Regions from separate parts of the Mus musculus genome. Here region 1 is linked to region 2. Evidence: chromatin loops called from intact Hi-C (ENCODE). Cell type or tissue: left cerebral cortex. All regions are shown on one strand. Each heading gives the region's core, and the rest is flanking DNA. Links, peaks and the distances in the headings are about the cores only.

The links. A loop is a pair of places that touch in the nucleus more often than their neighbours do. Peaks named below come from ENCODE experiments on the same cell type or tissue, not always from the same donor. Only the 100,000 strongest peaks of a DNase experiment are listed, where the experiment ranks them.
Region 1: a loop joins it to region 2, with 2.6 times the contacts of the local background. A loop is called at or near these places in 2 of 42 quality-filtered maps.

Annotation. Positions count from the first base shown.
Region 1 is chr5:100,530,314-100,541,812 of GRCm38, reverse strand. Cops4 (COP9 signalosome subunit 4) reads right to left here. Exons shown (of 10, transcript NM_012001.2): 5 at 8,418-8,571; 6 at 8,151-8,301; 7 at 4,345-4,515; 8 at 161-276. Among named protein-coding and RNA genes, the nearest start is that of Cops4, 18 kb to the right of the region's middle. In left cerebral cortex, for the core only: a CTCF peak has its summit at 4,916 (motif pointing right); DNase peaks (open chromatin) are centred at 4,941, 5,780, 5,918 and 7,837.
Region 2 is chr5:100,422,019-100,433,517 of GRCm38, reverse strand. 5430416N02Rik (RIKEN cDNA 5430416N02 gene) reads left to right here and starts at 3,983. Exons shown (of 5, transcript NR_034038.1): 1 at 3,983-4,192; 2 at 4,280-4,421; 3 at 6,714-6,782; 4 at 11,477-11,499. In left cerebral cortex, for the core only: no CTCF peak of the experiment used is centred there; DNase peaks (open chromatin) are centred at 3,927 and 4,964; H3K4me3 peaks cover 3,602 bases; H3K27ac peaks cover 1,680 bases.

The DNA.
Region 1 (11,499 bases), core at 1,306-9,305, 110 kb before region 2:
GACAACAGCATTTCACCAGTCTCCTCCCGTTTCCCCTGAGGCTTAGAAACATGTAGCTTTTGTTGTGCTCACGAACATTATCTCGTAGGTATCTCTCCATTACTTTAATAGTCTGGGGTTTCAATTTCCCTGATATAAAGTAGTGAATTAAGAAAAATACCTTAGCTGCAGGGATCTCTAAAAGAGCTCCAAGTTCTTCAAAGGTGATATTGTTATATAATTTGCTTGCTGACAACAAATTATGCTCAATAACAGCTCTGTCCAAGATGCTGGAACCTTAAATAAACATAAATAAACTCATTAAATGTTTGAAACTAGTTTTATACTTTTAAAAGATATACCTTTATTTTTATTTCTAGCCATGTAGTAATCAGTTTTATACTTCTAATCAACATGTCACTAAAACTTACATTTGATACTATTACTGTTATTCCAGACAGGGTTTCTCTGTGTAGCCCTGGCTGTCCTGGAACTCACTCTGTAGACCAGGATAGCTTTAAACTAAGATCTGCTTGCCTCTGCCTTCCAAGTGCTAAGGTTAAAGGCAAGCACTAATATATCAGAGTATATTTACAATTATAGTTTATATACAATGAAATAAAATACAGTATTTAGAAAACTAATGCGATAGGTAATCTCCAATAGTCAATCACCATGGAAACACCTCTGGGTGTGTCTGTGAGGGTGTTCCCAGACAGGCTTAATTTAAGAGCGAAGGGCTACCCTGAATGTGGCACGCCATTCCCTGGGCTGAGGTCCTAGACTGAAAAGGAGAAAGCCAGGGAGCGCCTCCACTGCCGTGTGTCCTGCCACCCCACACACCTGTCCTCATGCTGTGCACACCATGGTGCTCTATATTCTCACACTGTAAGCCACGATCCATCCAGACTTTAGCTGCTTCTGTGAGGTTATGTCAAGGAGGTAACGCACACAATGATGCTGGTGAGCAACTGCTAAGGGACAGAGGGATTGAGTCCTCTGCACTAGAGCAGTACACACTTACTCATGAGCCCCTTAGCTCATTCTTTTGGTCACCTTACTGTGAGGCAAACATGGGGGCATATCCCAGAGGTAGGGTCAGCTACCCTTTCTCAGGAGTTCAGAAACAGAATCCTCCTGTAAATTAGGGAATCTAGCCCCTTACAAAGCCTGAACTGCTGGCCTCTCCTAGGTTTTTTTGTGATGACTGTGTTTAACATACAACTACAGAGCAGTTGCTGTAACAGGGATGTTTAGAGACCTTCAAGGAAGTATTCTACAAAACCCTTTCTTATAACTGCTCACCACTCCTCCACAATGAAGAAGAAGAAAGAAGAAGGAGGAGGAGGAGGAGGAGGAAGAGGAAGAGGAGGAAAAAAGAGGAGGAAGAAGGAGGAGGAAGAGGAAGAAGGAGGAGGAGGAGAAAGGAGAAGGAAGAAGGAGGAGGAGGAGAAAGGAGAAGGAAGAAGAAGGAGGAAGAGGAGGAGGAAAGGAAGGAAGGAAGGAAGGAAGGAAGGAAGGAAGGAAGGAAGGAAGGAAGGAAGGAAGGAAGGAAGGAAGGAAGGAAGGAAGGAAGAAAGAAGACAGAAGAAGAAAGGAAGATAAAAAATGATTTAGTCAAGGATGGGGATGTAGACTGGTCCAATAGTAGAATGTCTGCATTAGAGGCCACAAAACCAACCTCAAGCACAAAAGAAAAGGAAGAAGGGGCAGATGTGGGAAAGGGAAAGACTGTACACATGCACACAGTGACACACAATGTAACAACTTCAACACAAAGCCTTACAGCAGCAATATCAACAGCCCCCACGTGGGAACAATTTTCCTGTCCATGAACGTGCATCCACATACTAGAATGTTATTTGGCAATGAGTATTAATCACACGGATGAGCTATGGCACTAAGTGAGAGAAGCCAATTGTGACAGGCCATAACAACAGCATCATGATTCCATTAACGTGAAATGTCCACAACAGGCAAATCTATAGGGCAAGAGATGTATCGGCAGTAATGCTACATGACTGGAGACAGAATGAAAACCAATGAACATACTTTAAATTTAAAAATAAACCAGACACCATGTCTTAAAATTGCTAAGTCAGGAGGCTAGAGAGATAGCTCAGCGGTAAAGGGCAATTACTGTTCTTCCAGAGGTCTTGAGTTCAATTCCCATCAACCACATGGTGGCTCACAACCATCTGAAATAGGATCTGATGCCCTCTTCTGGTGTGTCTGAAGGCAGTGACAGTGTACTCACATACATTAAATTATTTTTTTAAAAATGAGATTGTGATCTAACAAAAGAACAGATTGCAGCTCAGGGCTGGGTCAGATGAGGGCAGCAGACAAGCAGCCTTTCGCCCCACACAGACCTGCGTCCTTCTCTTCAAGAACCCATGGGGCAGTTTTCTACTTTCTTCCCATGACTAGAAGCTCAAAGTCAATCTGAAAGATCAACTTTCAACCTAGCTTTTAATTAATTTGTACATCAGACTTTTTTTTTTTTTTTTTTTTTTTTTTTTAAAGTCATGGCTGCTTAGACTATACAGAGAATTAAAATTCTCAAGTTAAAACAAAACAAAGCAGGAGGATTAGCTTCAACTAAAGCCCATACATACTACTCAGAGTTGGGTTACAAATTTAATTTTTCTAGAAGTCAAGAAAAATAAGAGAATCAATTTATCAATTCACACTATGTTTAACTAGGACAAAAACTAACTGCTCAGAAGAACCATTAGTAATCCTACAACCACAGAGAAAATTTTCCTGAGGTGCTTAAGAAAAGTCTATGAAAAAGAAAACCTTGGCCTAGAGACACAACTCAGCACATTCCACTCGAGGGCTGCTCTTGCAGAGGACCTGAGTTTGGTTCCGAGCAGGCACACTGGGGCCTCAGCACAGCTCACAGCTCAGAGCACCCAGCTCACAGCTCACAGCACACAAGCTCACAACACCCAGCTCACAGCACACAAGCTCACAGCACCCAGCTCACAGCACCCAGCTCACAGCTCACATCACACAAGCTCACAGCACCCAGCTCACAGCACACAAGCTCACAGCACCCAGCTCACAGCTCACAGCTCACAGCACACAGCACACAAGCTCACAGCACCCAGCTCACAGCTCACAGCTCACAGCTCACAGCACACAGCTCACAGCTCACAGCACACAGCACACAAGCTCACAGCACCCAGCTCACAGCTCACAGCACACAGCACACAGCACACAAGCTCACAGCACCCAGCTCACAGCACACAAGCTCACAGCACCCAGCTCACAGCTCACAGCACACAGCACACAGCACACAAGCTCACAGCACCCAGCTCACAGCTCACAGCTCACAGCTCACAGCACACAGCTCACAGCTCACAGCACACAGCACACAAGCTCACAGCACCCAGCTCACAGCTCACAGCACACAGCACACAGCACACAAGCTCACAGCACCCAGCTCACAGCTCACAGCTCACAGCTCACAGCTCACAGCACACAGCACACAGCACACAGCACACAGCACACAGCACTGGCTGATGTCTTCTGGCCTTGCAGGACACCTCCACACACTCAGCACATATTCACACTGACACACACTTATGCACATAAATAAAAATCCTTAAAGTTAAGACCTTTCAGCCAGCCCAGTACAAATGAGTCCTCACAACTAATTGCTCTCTGGTACAGAGTGACAGTGACCTGGGCAGCAAGCCTAGTTGGCTTGCATGCTGATGCTGCTCCATGCATGGTTCAGTGTGTCCACACCTCTATGTTTAGTATCATGGTCATGTTAGCAAGGGACTTTAAAACATCTTAGACAAAAATACATAAAATAGTCACTATTATGAATTAGAAAATATTAAAAGGACATTTTCCTGGCAAAGACATTCTGATTTAAGCAATCACATCATTTAACCAAAAAATATGAAAGGAAACCTATTCCTATTTGGACCATTTTACCCCAAGGGTCCTTGGGCAAGCTACTGAGCTAAATTTTACTCTTAATTAGGGATGAATAATTATGCTCTAATATAATCTGTTATTTAGTTTTATTTACCAATGGCTTAAGCTTTTTAAAATTCAGGTGTCATAGGTACAAGCTATAATTTTTCAGTTTTCACAAGTTTCAAAAAACAAATAAGATTTTTTTTTAAAAAAAGAAGAAAAAAATGCTGTATTTCATAAACTGCTTTCCAATAGGGATTATTTCAGATTATACCACAAACCTATGTCAGTGTTTAATACTCATTATTGGTCAATAGTCCTCTTTTTATTAATCAGAAGTATTACTTGAAAATACTAATGTAACATATTTTCTACTAATCTATACCTAGATACCCCTGTCACACACACGTCAGACATGATCATTACCATCAGCTGTCGTTGCTTTTTGGTGTGGCATCAGCATAGCAGCAAATTCTTGAAGCTGGTTCCCTCTGATGATTCTGTCTAGGTACATCTTCTCTAGGATCCCATATGCAGCTAGTTGCTGGCACCTTTCATCCTTAAAAAGAGTAGCCAGCATCCGAGAGCGCTGCTGTCCTAGGGAAACACAGAGGGTCAAATGTTCTAAGTGTTTCTTCAGTGACAAAAAGAATCACATTCTATGATCCCATTTTTGCTTACTAAAATACATACAATCCCCATTAATACATTTATTTAGTATGTTCTAGAAAGTTATTGATTGTACCACAGTTAATGCTGAGCTGCTACTTCTATTGGAGATACAGAACTAGGTTCTTCTAAGCCCCTAGTCCATTTTTTGTCAACTTTAATCAAACTGCAACTTTGTTTCACGTGCTTCTGTTTACACCCTTACTTAACATATAGGGTTAATTCATTAGCTTTGAACTCATAGCTAACACTGCAATGCTGTCAAATTAGAGCTTACAGGATACTATTTTGTCACACAAAACCTCCACATCAGACTGTCTATACTTATGAACACTAGAGGGCACAGTGGTGCAGGCCTGTAATTTGAGGTCAGTGAGAGTCAGCCAAGACTATATATACACTTTGTCTACCCCTAGTTCCCACTAGCACCCACACCTAAACACATGCGTGCACACACACACAGAGCACTAGACAGCATCTAGCAGTCCATCAGGGAACCATTTTAACATCAAACTCATCAAAAAGGGCATAAAACTATGGGGAGGAGCCCCTGCGAAGCCCACAAAAGCCCGCTTGCTTACAGGTTGAAAGCTGGGCTGTAGAGAGGCAGGGCACTCTGAGCCCACTCTCACCTGGAGACAGAGATTGGGTAACTCATTTTGCTACTTAGTCTGCACATATCTGGAAATGATGAAAAACCTGAGAGTTTGGGTTAGTTCAAAATAAATTTTAATCACTAGATATGTTCACTAACAAAAAATCTGTAGATACATGAGAATAACTGAATGTTCACATAATGGACCAGGGTAGAGGTCAAAATGGTCCAGGAGGTTGTAAGCCTAGGTGATTTCTATTTTCTTCTTGTATATATAATAGTACATTATTTAGTTAATAAAAAATATATATGCCCAGCATGGAATACACTTCTGTGATCCCAGAACCAGGAAGGCTGAAGCATGACTTCCACCAGTCTGAACTACACAGCAAGCTGTAGGCCAGTCAAACTGAACAGAAAGACTGTGTCTCAGAAACAGAACAAAACCAGTATTTCTCTGCTAAGAAACAATACTGACTCAATGTATACATTTAGAGCCTTTAAACACCTGGTGACTAATACCGAGTGAGTGGAAACAATGCTGTCAGCAACCGCTGTCTTCTGTCACCAGGACACCTACACCTAGTAGCCGTGGGAACATCCAGGGTCTAAATCCTGGTATTTGTCCCGGCTAGTTTTATGCCAACAGATACAGCTGGAGTCATTTAGAAAAAGGGAACCTCAACTGAGAAAATGTCTTTACTAGACTGTCCTGCGAGCGAGCCTGTGGGGGCATTTTCCTTGACAGTAACGACTGTAGGAGGGCTGAGCTCACTGTGGGTGGGGCCACCCTGGGCTGGTGGTTGTGGATGGTGTGAGAAAGCAAGTGGAGTGAGCCATGGGGAGCACGACAGCGAGAGGCTTTCTCCCACGGCCTCTGCGTTAGTTCTTGCTCTCTAGGTTCCTGCCTTGGCTTCTCTCAATGGACTAAGAGCCAGGGTGTATAAACAACACACCCCTTTTCTCCCCAGGCTGCTTTTAGTCCTGCTGTTTTATCACAGCAGTAGAAATACTAACTAAGGGGCTGGAGAGACAGGCAGTGATTAAGAGCTGCTCTTCCAGAGTACCCCGATTATAGTCTCAGCACCTACATTGCAACTCACAAAAGTCTATGTACTCCAGTTCCAGGAGCCTCTGTAGGCACCAAGCACACATGTGGTACACAGGCATACATGTAGCCAAAACACTCATACTCATTAAATGAACAAACAAACACATAAAAACTTAAAAAAAAAAAATCCTAAGAAAGTATTCTATTAAAAGATAAAAAATATTTATAAACTCGATCTTAAGACATCATTTTTAGCATTTGTTTTGTTTTGTTTTCCAGTGCTGGGAATCTATGATATTCCTAATGCATAGAAAGGTTATTTTTTTTTATGTTAGAATACAGAGAAATATTGAAACACTGCTGGGACTATATCCAAGTCATACTGGGAAGATGTGAGCATCAAAAAGCAGAACAATTTGGGAGGCAGAGGCTGGCAGGAGAATCTGTGTTCCAGGTCACCATGGTCTACATCAAGCACATCTTTGTTTGGAGTGATGTAACATTACAGCAATGTTCACTTTCTATCCAAATATTAAAAGTATATATTCTTTGGACTTAGGAGTTTAATTTATCCATAAACTCATCCCTATAAATAACCCCTGTGCATCCAGGTGTGTCCAACCTTTTGACACTGAAATAATCTTAACAACTACAATGTTCACACTGGAGAACCATGTAGCTGAGTTACAAAAACAAAACAAAACAAACAAACAAACCAACCCCTCTTATTTTAGGAGTGTTTGTAGTTTCACCCTGGACATCAGTTATAGCCATCCTTGGCTGCATACAGTTTCTGGGCCACAGGTTGGATCTGCCTGGATGATCAAGTAAAACAACAGAAAATCAAAGTGAATCTGTCAGATGTGACAACAGCTGGCACTTAGCTACGAAAAAATGTAAGTGGTGGTTTAAGCCTTAATCCCAGCACTCTGGAGGCGGAGGCAGGCAAATCTCTGTAAACTGGAGGACAGCCTGATCCATACATGGAGTTCCAGGACAGCCAAGACTCAATAAAAAGACCCTGTGCCCCCCCCCCAAAAAAAAGGAAAAAGAAAAAAAATAGAGGGAGCAGAAGAGGGTTGTTAAGTGTAAGAACTAAACATGTCATGAGCTCTCAGCTGACTACAGATCTGGGACTTCAGAATGATTTAGAAAAGCTATGGTGGGGGCTGGAGAGATGGCTCAGTGGGTAAGAGCACTGACTGTTCTTCCGAAGGTCCTGAGTTCAAATCCCAGCAACCACATGGTAGCTCACAAACACCCGTAATGAGATCTGACAGTGTTCTTATTTATAATAACAAATAAACTTTAAAAATTTTTTTTAAATAAATAAATCTTTTTAAAAAGCCATGGTTTGGGATGAACATTCCTTCACCACAGCCTTTTCTATTTAAAAGCTATGTGCGTCTATGCTACAATTTAGTAAAAACTTCCTATGTATTGAGGAAAAGAATGAATGCTAGTCTGAAACTTAAGCTTAAAGGTTTAAAAAACCCTGAAAGCAGAATACTTTAAACCTTTTGGTTTCTTTTGTGTATGTGAAAGAGTCCCCCATGCTGACACATCTGTGGGGGTGACACATCTTTCAGGAGTCTCTTCTCTCCTTCCAGCACGTGGGTGGGTGCTGGGGATCAATTGGGCTTGTTTCCTCCTCTGTAGTTCTCCTTTAAGAACCATTTCTCTTTCTGTAAAAATAAACTTACCTCTTTTAACTATTCTTAATGTGTAGGTAACAAGCTGATACATTCACTTAAGTTTTTAGAATAAATCATTTTATTCCTGGTTGTTTCATGTTTAAACTTACTTTAATTGTACTGAGGCACCCCTAGAAGTGTTGCTTGCTAAGTAATCCAGTGGTTGCTACCTAACGTTATCAGCAGAGACAACTCGTTTCACTGAGGCTGAAATCATGCTTACCTGCCGATGCTAAGATGGTGCAGTGCAGTGCATGCTTTAAGGCCTCTAGTCTCTCACTTTCATGGACTATTGTCTTGTAAGAGAGCTCATTGTACCTCTGGGCGGCCTCAATGAATTTCCTTCTGTAATCAAGGACACGCGCATAGCAAACCTATAGGGGGAAAATGCTCCAATTAGGGAAACTGGAGGGTCAAAGACAAGAGGTGAAGAGAGTTTCTGAAACATATGAACATTCATCACAGGTGTTGCGATTAGGTCACTTGTTACCTTATAGTGTATCTGTAACTGTTCATTTGTGGATTCGTTCTGAAGTAAGGACGCTCGGTTTATGTAAGCCTCGGCCTGGACGGGATCGTCATCCTCCAGGTATAGCCTTGCAATCTTCAGGTAAGTCTCCAGCTTATAATCTACGTTGTACTGTCTAGGACAAACAAGCAAGCAAACAAATGAAATAGACACAAGTGCCAAGTTTCAGGCTTACCGGACACTATAGTGGAACTGCATCCAGGCTCAGCCTGCCCAGAGACCAATCTGGCAATTAACTCTGCAATTATGCTTTTGGATTCTTTAATGTGTATGCTTTTAATCCTACTAGACACAATAAGGAATGTGCTCACGTACTAATTACAAAGAAATTAATTTGTAAAATTATTATTTATGTTAGGAAAAAATGAAAATCACTGCTATAGTATTTATATGAGCGAAGCTATGGTGTGTAAAAAGGTAGAAAGTATACAGCTATGGTCCTTACTAGCTGCTTACAGACAACATGTATTTTCTTTCAAGTAAAAAAGTGGGCTATGGCTAGGCATGGGGATACACATCTTTCAGACCAGCACTCTGCAAGCAGAGGCAGGCAGATCTCTTGTGAGTTTGAGGCCAGCCTCATCTACATACTAAGTTCTAGGCCAGCCTCATCTACATACTAAGTTCTAGGCCAGCCTCATCTACATACTAAGTTCTAGGCCAGCCAAGTAGTGAGACTATGTCAAAAACATACAACATGGAATACAATAGTATATTAAACATCATTAAAATGTATTTCTGCCATCAAGTAAAATGTATTTTTACATAAACAAAACATAATCTCAGTTAGGGTTGTGGAGAGTGTACAGGGCTGTGGTGAATTAAAGACAGTTTTCAGTCTCTTTCCTCCTCCACAGGCAATATTTTACTCCAGGAGTGAAGAACTGGAGGCCTCAATAATTCCAAACTCGTAATTCATGATTAATCCTCAAAAAAAAGTAATCTTTTCTATTTGACAGCCAAAACAGTAAAGCCTTGTGACAAGAAAAACAAGCAACAAACAACAACAACAAATAATGAACAAAGCAAAAAAATTTAAAAATCCTTAGAATTCTCCTGGCTCCCACTGTGAAGTTCAGTCTTACTTGTTTTATGTTTTGTGAGAGAGGGGCAGGTCATGGCACAGATTTCTATGAATTCAAACTGTTTGCTTAGCTCAGTTATTATCAGCAGTTTATGTTTCCCATTCACAACTCAAATTCATATGAACTGTCCTATCATGCTAAACTTCTTTAATTTTCCAGTTTTTTTTTTTTTTAATCAGGGAATCCTTTCATTACTTTAAAAGTGACAATGACTAATCTCTTAAGGACTCCTCTCCTCCATTACACTCCTGTGTCCTCTCAGTGTCACAGCCCAGCCCTGTCACTGCTGTGCGGGCTCTGTTCACTGAGAGAAGCTGTCAAGGCAGACTTGCACCAACCCCACTGTCACTGACACACAGCCTGTCCTGTGCTCGCACAGCCTGTCCTGAGCTCTAGTCATCCCTCTACGAGGGAGCATCTGGCATTTCTGACTGTTACAAGGCACAGCAGTGCTGCTGTCCTGGGAAAGAAGAGCCAGGCTGCTAACCTTACACACAGGACAGCCCCTAGACAAAGGCCACGCCAGTCTAAATGCCCCGCCGCTATGGATTCCCATCTGTTCATACACTCCCGTGAGAATCTGTTACCAATTCCTCAATATCAGTGTTTTGTCCTGTCTTTTTTTTTCTGAGACAAGGTCCCACTATGTCACTCTGGCTATCTGGAGCTCGCTTTGTAGATCAAGCTAGCCTCAAACTCAAGAGACCTGCCCATCTCTGCCTTCCGAGTGCTTGGACTAAAGGCAACCACCACTATACCCAGTGTCAATTATTAAAATGTCTGCTTTCCAATGGATTATAAAACCAATTATTAAAATGTTTGCTTTCCAATGGATTATAAAACATCTAACTTTTGCTGTGGTTTCTATCTTACACTAATTACTGTCTCTGTATGGTTCTTTGCTTTTTGATGTTATGAAAACTCCAAAGAGCTGTCTCCATTCACTCTTTCCAGTCAGCTGCAGCCTTCACCAGCTCACCACGATAGCTCTTGTCAAATCGCCCTGCCTCCACACCTGGTGAATGCTAACCAGCCAACGCTTACCCACTCCTCAGCACAGGTCTGATCATATGGGTACTGAGGAGGAGCACACCCTATTCTGGCAATCTTACCTCAATGGACAATCCTTCCCACTTGCTACAACTGCCTTTACCATTTACCTCCTAAGACCACAACGCCCCAGGCCTCAGCATGCACTCCTCTTCTCCGTCTGCATCCTCTCCTCCCCTGGAAAGGGGTCGATCCGGTCTAGTAGGCAAAGGCTCCCAAATGTCTCCTTGTAGCCCAAACTGCTCTACTTCCTCCAGACAAAACACTCTGCTCACTACCAGGTACGCTTATCACAATCCCAAATGTACACTTCATAACCCTCAAAATCTATTCCCCACAAGGCAGGGCAACTCCATGTTTCCAAGTGCTCTGGCCAAAACCTCAGGACTCAGCCGTTTCGTTTCCTGTGGTCCGTTGGGAACTCTGCAGACTGAGTCTCTGAGGAGCTCCCCAGCCTGTGGTGGTGCAGCCCATGCCTACCGTTCAGTGCTGCCAGCACCTGAGTCCCCACCCGGTACTCAGTGGTTCTTTAAAGCACATCATCACGCCATGTCACATCTCTGCTCAAAATCACATAATGGCTCAGGGAGACAGGGTCTAAAGTATGTAGCACTGGCTAGCCTGTTATTCTCTGTTGACCAGGCTGGCTGCAATCTCACAGCGACCTGCCAGCCTCTGCCCTCTGAGTGCTGGGATTAAAGGCATGCACCACCTTGCCTGGCACTCTCATTTCTCTTTGAAGCGAAGACCTCACAACGGCTTCAAGACTCAGGGACTGGACCAATCCCTAGGACTGACTTCTTTCTGTCTTTCTGATGTTCACTCTACCTACACTGGTATTCTTAGTCTTCCTTAGAAAAGGCTATGAATACATTGGCACCTTAGATCTTTGTCTTAACAACACCCTT
Region 2 (11,499 bases), core at 1,431-9,430:
CAACTTCACAACATCACCGGACAGTTTTTTCCTCCCTTTTGGAAAACTCATATTCCAAGCAAGTGATACCAATGAGTTTATCATATGAATAGGTCAGACATATAAACCCATCCACTGAGATTGAAGAAGTTATAAAATAAGCCAAGAAAATGTGAACTTTCTGATAAGGAGAGACTATGTGCTGTTAATAGGCATGTGTAACATGTAATAAAATGTTTGTACCAGCACACAGCAGCAGAAGACAGTGTGTCTCTCAAACATGATACTAATGTGATCACGCAACCACAATCCATAATACACAACTAAAGGTTGTAGCCATGGGCCTACACTGAAGAGAATTAGATTTCATATTATTGAAGAGAAAACACTGCAAATAAGAACCCCTTAGGTATCTGTTCCAATCAACCGTACATTTTGGGGTCCTCAAATGTTTTTGTTAATTTGTCATAAACTTCATCCTAGTGTATAATTAATATTCTTTTTTAAGATTTGTTTATTTTATGCATATGAGTATACCACCATTGCTCTCTTCAGACACACCAGAAGAGGGTACCAGACCCCATTACACATGGTTGTAAGCCACCTTGTGGTTGCTGGAATTTGAACTCAGGACCTCTGGGAAAGTAGTCAGTGCTCTTAAACTGCCGAGCCATCCCTTCAGCCCATAACTAATAGTCTCATGTACAAAGAAAAGTGAACTTTAAAAAGTATTAGTTGAGTGAACACTCATAAAAATGCTAACATACTGAAGGTCTACAGCGAACACATTGATAGTCACTTTAGCAAATTGACATTACCAAACTTGAACTGTATTCCAAGAAGGATAACTAGTATTTCTTGGCAAAAGTTTTAAATTCTGAATGATTTGTTTTTTTCAGAGACAAAGTTTCATGAAGTCTACACTGGTCTCAACCTTACTGTGTAGTTAGAGATGACTTTGAGCTCCTGCCTCCACCTTCTGAGTGCTGGACTTTCGTGGTGTGCTACTGTGCCCTTCTCTGAATGATGGCTTAAGGGATGATAAACTAGTTTTAGCTCTGACATTCAAGAAACTGGTATCTAGGTCTTTAGCAGCTCGATGACGTGACTGATGGCACACATTTCTCCATCACAGGATACTCATTTCAGTCTTTAAGAGGTAAAGATGCCAAAGCTTATGGGATATATTTTTCAAAATGACATCTATTTAGTGTGTGTGTGTGTGTGTGTGTGTGTGTGTGTGTGTGTGCGCGCGCGCGCGCCCATGTGTTCTATGGTTCATATGTGCTAAGTCAGAGGATAACATCTGAGAGGCAGTTTTTTCATCAAGCAGACTGAGATGGTCAGGAATGTGTACATGTGTGGGTGAGGGCCCATGCATGTGTGACTGCTCCTGTGTAGAGACCCCTTGACTATTGTACACTTTCTGCAGTCTTTTAGTGAACTCAGAGTTTGCCAATCTAGTTAGCCAACTTGTCCTGGGGAATCTCCTGTCGTCCTCTCTGTGCTGGGGTTACAGGTGGCTGCCATCTGCCAAGCTTTCTGGGTAAGTTCTGGGGATCCTTTAGAGAGCCGCTGAGCCATTTCCCATGTTGCTTCTTTACTTCTTAGCTGTCATCTGAGCTCTATAACATTTATGTCTTCACCTATAAAATCTAAGTACATGTTTGGTAGCTAGTTGGAAAATTCATAGGCTTGGAGGTGTCTGAGAATGGACCCCTTCCTCTCCATTAGCAAAATGCAAAACCATTGACTGAAATTGCAGGGCTCTAATGAACGGTCTAAGGAATGGGCTTTTGGTGCCCTTCGAGGAGAGGCAGTTCCAAACTGCTCAAACTATCATAAGACCTGTACCTACTGGAGGTTTTGTGGTAAAGCACACAGATAACCACTGTCCTGTCTTTTATTTTATTTTTTTTGAGACAGTGTGTTAAGGTTATCATTACTGTGATGAAACACCATAGCCAAAAGCACGTTGAGGAGGAAAGCATTTATTTGGCTCACACATTCACAGTAAAGTCTATCACTGAAGGAAGTTAGGACAGGAACTCAAAGAAGGTGCTGATGCAGAGGCCATGGAAGGGTGCTGCTTACGGGCTTGCTTTCCATGGCTTGTTCAGTCTGTTTTGTTTTTTATAGAACCCAGCATCACCAGCCCAGAGAGATCCCCACCCACAATAGACTGGGCCCTCTCCAGTCAGTCACTAATTAAGAAAACGCCTTACATGCCCCCCCCCCCCCAGCCAGATCTTCTGCAGGCATTTTCTGAGTTGCATCATCCCTTCTTCTGATGGCTATCTCGTGTCAAGGTGCCATAAAACAAGCCAGCACACAGGATCCTGGAAGTGTGTAGATCAGGCTGGCTTTGAACACAACAGAGGCCCCCCTGCCTTTTTCTCCTGAGTGCTGGGATTAAAGGTGTGCACAACTATGCCTGGTGTCAACACAATGCACCTCCCCCTTCCCAAAGCTACTCCAAGTGGGCCTGTCAGTCACCTGAGGAGAAACAAAAAACCCACAAAACACACACACACACACAACAACCCATCAAAACCAAACCAACTGTTTGTTCTAGAGACATTTGAGTTTTAAACCCTTTCTAAGGATATAGGCTGGCACCATGAATCTCCTTGGCCTGTGTCTATTTTTGCCCCTTGTTTTTAATTTATGTGTATGAGTACACCACTGCTCTCTTCATACACACAAGAGGACATCAGATCCCATTATAGATGGTTGTGAGCCACCATGTGGTTGCTGGGAATTAAACTCAGGAGCTCTGGAAGAACAGTTGGTGCTCTTAACCGCTGAGCCATCTCTCCAGCCCCATTCTTGCTCCTTGTGAGCAGGCTTTTATGCCAACAGTCTTTTTGGCCATTGTTTCTCTCTCCTTTGGGTTCCTTCACTTTCCAGTACTAAAGCCCATTTATCTTCAACAGTGCTCTCTTGTGTGCCTCATCTGAATTATTTCATTGACAATCACAAGAAATGAAGAGCTCAGGTGAGTTCAGATGGAGAGCCAAACAAAGGTCTAGAAGTTGCAGGTCCAGAGCCAAATTATCTTGTGCTATCTTTAGGAAGAGCCAAGAACGATATTCATCCAAAGCAGCACACAGCTCTGGTCTAACACACATCTCCCGACTAGTACGGAGAAGCTTGGGATTTTCAGGGGGTTGGGGGTGGCGAATGAAAACTGATTCAAGAAGGAAAAGCTAACGTTTGGCACTTAGGATGGTACTCGAATCACGTGTGAATTTATTGTTATTCAACAAACCCTTGACATTGTAAGAAAATGCGACCACGTCTCACGCGTAGTGCAGGGCTGGGTCTGCGAAGGCTGATGCACCAAGATCCCAAGTGTGAGGCCAGCTTGAACTACACGTGTTTTCTCGGGTCAGGCTGATATAAAAGGAAGAGAGCACCCCACAAACCAACCAAAAAGGTTCTCCTTGGGAGCTAGTGTTTAAGTAGGGATTGATTTCGCCTACTTTTCTCCTCAGTATGCCTTCAGCATGGTATGACTGACTCTCACCAACACCTCAGAAAGGCTGAGATGACTGGTGCTCACCAAGTCAGACGCCCAATAAACGGCAAAAAGAAAGCATTCTGAGTAACGTCCCTCAAGCCGGAAGGCAAATGCGGAGCACCAGCCAGGTCCGGTTGCACATGTCTGGCGACGCTAGCCGATGTGCCGCCGCCCCACCTTTGCAGTCCCATAGCAGTGCCTGGGCTCGGCGGCTGCGATCGCCCACACAGCCGGAGGACAGGTCGAGACACTCCACTAGCAGTCCCCAAGGCTGCGGTCCCCTGGACAGCAACTTCCGGCTATCCTACTCTGTCGAAGTCCCTTTTCTGGGCTCCCGCGAGAGCTCGAGTCGCGGTAAACTCTGTTCCGCATGAGGACTGGGCGGCTTGACCGGAAGGGCGGGCTTTGGACATGTAGCCAATCACATACCATGCTATGTCGAAGCAGCCAATCGGAGAGGCCTGGCGCCTTTAAGGGCCTCCGTGGGCACGTTCTCGCTTCCATTCGGTCCTCCTTTTGTTAACGCTCTGGCATCATGTCTACGCCAGCTCCCGCGCAATCCGGCGCCATCGCGCTTTGGGCGAGCATGGCCATGGGGAGTAGAGAGGTGGAAACCGAGCTGACGCCTGCCTGACCCTGGCGATGGTGGCGCGCGCCGGGAAGGACTGATTGGAGAATGGCGCCAAATGGGTAGGAACAGGTCGTGATGTCCGCCGAATGTTGTGTAGCAGGCGGGACAAAAGAGCGATCTCAGGCCTCATCTCGTCTCTTTTGTAGGTCACGGATGGCGAGGGGGCACAGGAGCTCTCGATGTGACCTGGCGCTGTGGATGTGATGCACAGCAGCTTGAGTGGGACTGCTCCGCTGTCCTCATGAGAGAACGCTTTTTCTGAAGATGGGAGGTGGCTAATGAAAGAAGGTGAGGTCTCTCGGGCCCTTGCTGTCTCCAGTGCGATGGGAACTGCACGGGTACGGAAACTTAGGGCCCACAGAACTTTGTTTGAGTTTGGGAATAGGGCATCGAGGGTGGATAGCTTTCAGGACTAGGCGATTTTATTGGAGCCCAGTGATTAAAACCTTTGACTTCTTTGTATCCTTCAAATGATACAAAATTCAATTCCAACAAGTTTTTTTTACCTCCTATTTTACTGAGAATTGAAGTCATCAAGGAATTAATTTATTCATGTTTTTCCATTATATATGCTTTTATCTTATTTGGATGAAATCAACATTTTGCTGGGTTTTTCCTTTTATTTTTATTTTTTTAAATAAAACGCAGCCCATGAACTTCTGGGGAATCGGGTGCTATGGTACAAGTGTTTGCTTGACTGTCAAGAATACAAGGCTGTGTGTTTATCCTTAGGTGAGGTTTTTCACAATTGGCAGTGAGTTAAGTGAAGTTCAGTCTGGTCTCATGTAATCAGCTCTCAGCACATCGGGGTTTTTATCTTGCAGTGCTGGGACTCAAGCCCAGGATTTGTGCATGATTTCAGTCACTGCATCACCAACCTACGCTTGCCTTTAGAACAGATACAATTTTATCTTACTGAGCTGGGCTTGTCTCCTAGAGTCCGTTTTCAACCTGGGGGTGATCTTTCTGAATGGGTCTCCCATGAAGCTGGGAGTAAAGGTTCAGGCCAGTTTTAGAGTAGAGGTCTAACCCCACCCTGTAAAAACATTCATTTTGTTTTTTTAGACAGGTCTCATGTAACCCGGGCTAGATTAGACTTGCTGTGTAGCTTGGCATGACTGTTCTATTGATCATCTTGCCTCCACCTCCCCAGTGGTGTGTGTTCCTGCCAAGCCCAGTTAATGTGCTGAAGGTTGAACCTTAGGGCTCTGGGAACACTAGGCTTTACCAGCTGCACCCTATCTCTTCTCCAAAGAAACTCCATTCACATTAGCTGTCCCTTTGTCCCCCAGTCCCTAGGAGCACCTGTACCTGTAGATTGCCTGTTCTGTATGATTCACATAGATGGGATAATAGACTAGTGCATCGGAGTTTTTTCTTTAGTACATAGGATTTTTGTGGCTGGCTTTTCTCCTACAGAATAATGGTAAGAGGTCATCCTTATTGCCAGCAGCGGTGGCAGTGTGTGCCTTTAATCCCTGCAGAGGCAGCAGATTAAAGGGCAGAGCACTTGCCAGCCTGCTCTACAGAGTGAGTGAGTTCTTGGACAGCCAGTCAGTGCTACACAAAGAAACGCACAGGTAAAACAGCTATGCCGAAAAATAAAAATTTTCAAAAAGTATCAAGGTTATGATTGGAGAAAATTTTGTGAAGTGAATAGTACCCGAAGAATACTTTGGTTTTCCAACATTGTTAACATAGTAAAAGAACATGAGGTACTAAGTGCCACGACACTACCGGAGAAGCAGGAATCCTAGGCTGTGAAGACACAGCATGAGTACAGCAACTCTTACAGGAAGCCATCATGCTGGGGCTGGCTTACAGTTGTAGGGGTTGGTCCGTTGTGCTGGGGCTGGCTTACCGTTGTACGGGTCAGTCCTATATGCTGGGACAGCCAGGCAGGAAGGCATGGTGCTGGCACCGTTGCTTCACATCCTGCTTTGCCAGCAGAGAGCAAGACTCACTGCATGGGCTTTTGGTTTCCAACAAGGCCACACCTCCTAATCCTTCCCGGACAGCTCACCTGGGGACAGATCATGCGAATACATGAGGGGCCATGTCAGACCACCACACGGGCTAAGTGGTTTCAGAAACATAATCTGCTGAGATTCTCACAAAAGGGGGTGCTGCAGCTGAGGAGAAAGCCTGGGAGCATCTCAGTGAGATGCCTGTTTAATTGGGTGCCTGCTGCTGAGGGTCTCCTAGGAGAGATGCAGGGGTCCTGAGAGTCCCTCTGACAAGCCCTGTGGCTATACTGCTCTGAATTCTGGTAATGTGATACATTGTAATACTGACAGATGGGGGACTGCAAAAGGCATTTACTTAAATGTCATAGACCTTTAACTAAAACAGCAACGTTAAGAGACATTAGAGAACTTGGTGGGCATGGAGTGCTCTGAGCTCTTTGCTGTTTCCGCTAGTGGCTGCATATCCGATGATTAAACTCTTCACTGCTGTTCACATACTGAGCCGTTGTGATTATTGAGGAACTAATGAGGATATGCAAGCTTTCCTAAAGGAGATGCGGCAGCCACAGGCCTCAGCCCCTGGCACACGATTTAAAATACAATCTTTTTTCAGGAATTGTGTTCTCGGTGATGCCTGGAAGAGATGCGTGACGTTGGAAGATGATTACGAAATACAGGAAAGGTAGAGTCATTTGTTTTGTATATATTAAATATTCTGAGTGATACAGTCTGGGAAAGATTATGAAGTAAAGACTGGAATCCTAAAGGCTTTGGTGAAATCTTAATTACCTATTTTCGGGGTGGCAGAGAACTTTTATTTAGACAATCATTGTGTCCTTGTTGGTGTGGAGGTCAGAGGACGACTTGGAAGTTTCTCCAACCCAGGCCTCCTGTCTTAACGACAGGCCTTTGTGTGTGTGGGTGTTTTGTCTGCACCGTGTGCATACATGGTGCCTGAGAAGGCTGTAAGGGGGCATCAGATCCCCTGCCACTGCAGTTGGAGAGTGAAGCTGCCATGTGTGTGCTATGAATCGGACCCCAGTCCTCTTAACTCTTAAGCAGTCTGTCTTAGTCAGGGTTTCTATTCCTGGACAAACATCATGACCAAGAAGCAAGTTGGGAAGGAAAGGGTTTATTCGGCTTACACTTTTCCACATTGCTGTTCATCACCAAAGGAAGTCAGGACTGGAACTCAAGCAGGTCAGAAAGCAGGAGCTGATGCAGAGACCATGGAGGGATATTACTCACTGGCTTGCTCAGCCTGCTCTCTTATAGAACCAAGACTACCAGCCCAGAGATGGTCCCACCCACAAGGGGCCTCTCCCCCTTGATCACTGATTGAGAAAATGCTTTACAGCTGGATCTCATGGAGGCATTTCCTCAACTGAAGCTCCTTCACCAATAGCCTCTCATAGGCTCTCTTTATGGTGCCAAGCCTCAACCCCTTTGCATGACCCCTTCAGTCCTGGGCCATCAATTGCAACTGAGGCTGCACCTTCACCAATGGCCTTCCATGGCCTCTCACAGTGCCGAGCCTTAGGTGCTCTGCGTGACCCCTTCATGCCTTCAAAACCAGTACCACCTGGGTGACTCTTACATATTACCAAGTCCAGCCACAGCACAAGGTACAACCTTGGCTATCTCTGGAACACAGCCTCTGTGCTCTCAGAAAACCCTTCCCAGAAGATTTCACCTCAGTGATGCTGGTCTCTTCTTAATCACCGCTAATTTCTTAGCTCCAGTTAACCAGCATCAATAGTTCCAGTAATGCAAAGGTTTAACTTTAGTAGTTCTTGTATCTTGTTAATCACAGCTGATTCTTCAGAACCACAGAACCTTCACAATCCAAAATAGCAGTGGCCCTGAAAAAAGTCTTTAATTTTACCTCTGAAGTTTCACAAGCCAGGCCTCCATTTTTCTGCAATGTTCTCAACATTATCTTCCAAGCTCCTACACAACATCTCACAGAGCTCTTAACAGCGAATGGATCTTCTGGCCCAAAGTTCCAAAGTCCTTCCACAGTCCTCCCCAAAACATGGTCAGGTTGTCATAGGAATACCCCACTTCCGGTACCAATTTCTGTCTTAGGGTTTCTATTCCTGCACAAACATGACCAAGAAGTAAGTTGGGAAGGGAAGGGTTTATTCAGCTTACACTTCCGCATTGCTGTTCATCACCAAGGAAGTCAGGACTGGAACTCAAGCAGGTCAGAAAGCAGGAGCTGATGCAGAAAGCTATAGAGGGATGTTCCTTACTGGCTGGCTTCCCCTGGCTTGCTCAGCCTGCTCTCTGACTAAGACTACCAGCCAAGACTACCAGTCCAGAGATGGTTCCACCCACAAGGGGTCCTTCCCCCTTGATCACTGATTGAGAAAATGCCTTACAGCTGGATCTCATGGGGGCATTTCCTCAACTGAAGCTCCTTTCTCTGTGATAACTCCAGCTGTGTCAAGTTGACACAAAGCTAGCCAGTACACAGTCTCTACAGCAAATCCCTCTGAGTTTCAGAGATGCCAGGCATTTTGCTGTAGTTTGAGCTTTTATTTTCCACAGTTGTTTCTCACAGTGGCCCTGTGGGCAGAACAGTCAACTCTACTGTAGGGTTAGCGCTGTGCCTCTTGAGCATCTGACTATTATCAGATTCTTTGCTAGTTCTCTCAGCACCGTTAATGATGTGCCCTACTGTAACTCATTCACAAGGTTCCTGTTTTAAAGATTCCATCCTTTGCCTCATAGCTAGTATCTTGGAGGTTGACTATCAGCTGGCTTCTTTAAAGTGTCCATTTCACATTTATGATTTGGATTCAGTATTTGAATCCAGGACTGAGTATAAGAGCATGCATGTCCAAGTAAGTGGTTCCTTCTTAAAAACTGTTTCTGTGTATGGGTGTTAATGCCGATGTGTGTCTGCACCCAATTCATGCCCAGAAGAGGGACTTAGGTCCTCTGGAACTGAGTCAGCAGGGCTGTGAGCCATGTGGCTGCTCGGGGCAGCTAGTTCTCAGAACTATTGAGCTAGCTCTCCAGCCTAGTGGGGTGTTCTCCCAACCCCAACTTTGGCTTTTCAAGGCAGTCTGCATATTCCTGGCTGTCCTGGACCTCACTATGTAGACCAGGCAGGCCTCCAATTCACACATCTTTCTTGAGGTACTCGATTTTTTTCTTGCCTATGTTTGCATATAGTTTATGTATGTGGAAAGTTCCTGGGGCATTTAAAGTGTTTGTAGTCAGGATGTGTTGGTTGTTTTCCTGGAACATTTCTACTTAATTATGGAGGTAATTGAAACAGCTGGTGGAACTATAATAAAATTAGGTATCCCCATGCCTAGTACTTTTTGGAGTGGGACTGTGGTCAAATACTTAACATTACTGAAGTATGTTTACATCTCCTCCCAAAGCTTGGTTGCAGAGTGTGATAAGCATAGATTTACACAGTACTTGTCCCCTTGGTGGTGCTTCTTTGCCCCTTTGTGGGCATTGGCTTCTCTTCATGAGCAGGATTGACTATCAGGAAGTCAGAATGCTGATACTCTGCGGGACGTGGGTGTGTGGGAAAGAGGGGAGTGGGAGAGAATCTGTCCTGCCAGAGTTCCGGTGCTCTGGGCAGTCAGACGTGGGAGGATTGCTGGTCACTCTCCATGTGGCTCTGGGTTGGCATCTGGCTTTGTGAAGCCGCTGACCCCACACGGCAGGGAGTGGACAAGAACCTGGTACCAGGTTCTCAGTCTCCGAGAGAGAGAGACAGAGACAGACACTGACCATGGCCAAGAAGAGAGAAGGGGGAAGGGAAAGAGAGTTAGTAAGAAAGGTGAAGGCTGAGAGAGAGGAGAGAGAGAGAGAGAGAGAGAGAGAGAGAGGTAAAAGCTTAGAGAGGTGGGAAGGGAAAGAAAGAAGGAGCTAGAGAGTAAGAAAGGTGAAAGCTTAAGAGAGCAAGGAGGGGCTAAACAGCCCCTCTTATGGTGGGCTGCTTATCTTGCTTTTGCTAGGTAATTGGAGGAGTCTAGCCAGAAGGCCAGAAGCTTGGGACATTGTCTTCATCACTGTTAGCCACATGCCTCTCTTGTGGGGGCAGTAACTTCGACAGGAGCTCTAGGGGTCCAGGAGACATGATCTAACGCCTACCATCCCATGTAGGTGGAAATTACCACGCATCAGGTACCACTGGGGTTCAAGACCTCAGCTTGACTGGAGACCAGGCTGTCTGTGCATAGCCCATTGTCCCACAATACTCTGTAGAATACTGTTATCAGTCTGGGTTCTTTAAAGGTACAGAACTGAAAGGATAAATGGATACACACATATAGACATGTATATATCAAAGGCAGATTTACTATCACGGCTTTGGTCCAGCTAGCTCAACAATGAGAGGCCAGGAAGCTGGTCAGGAAGTCCATGAGTTCTGATATGGTAGAGAAACATTGGAATCTGCAAGAACTTCTGATTCCAGCAAGAGGTGTGGGCAAGTTGGTGGAAAGTGAAAACTTCCATGGATTTGTCACCAGAAGGTGTGCCCTTCCCACCTCCAGGGATCCAGTTAAGAACACCTCATTTGTGCCCAGCCGCTTGGCTTAGTCAGGCTGATGACCCAGGACTGGCCGACACATTAAGAGCCTGATACTGCCTGTCTGGTGGCCTTTCATTACTCTTCCTGTCCATAGAACCTACTTTACTCAAAAATAAGACTGACTTTGAAGTTGAGGCATAACATGGTCACCTTCAAAGTTGATGCATGAGAGCAACATAATTGGGCTATCAAAAACAAAACCACATATGACGTTCTTAAGTGTAATTGCAACTGTTGGGTTGCACTCATAGGTATTTTCAGGTGCATGGTGTTGCATCTGGGTTACAGGCTGGCCATGCCTGCTAGGAAGATCTTAGTTGGAAACCTCTAAAAAGTACTGTGTATGTTTAAAGCAGCTGGAGAGATAGGTCAGTGGTGAAGAGCACTGGCATGGCCGCTCACAACCACCTGTACCTCCAGTCCCAGGGGACCTAAAGCCCTCTCTGCACACAAGCATTCACACAGGCGAAACACTCTTGCATGCAACATAAAATAAATATTCACAAAAGAAGCAGTTTTATTATATGATAAGGTAGGCATTCCCATATGCGGTTCGCTTGATGAGAAGATGCACTAAGGTGACATGAGATGGTCTGAACAAAGTAGATAGTATAATAATATACTTGGCTAGGCTTTATGAATTTTTTGAAATGTTTTACATTAGAGAATTGATACTTGGAACAAAGCTTTTCTAAGTAGAGCTTATATTCAGCAAGTGCAGCTGCCTGAGACTAGCTTTCTCCATTGCTGTCTAGAGTCAGGGTTTAAATATGTGGTGTAATTTTGCACTTATTTGTCCGTTTTTCTTGTAGGAATGAAATCAAAGGATGTTTTT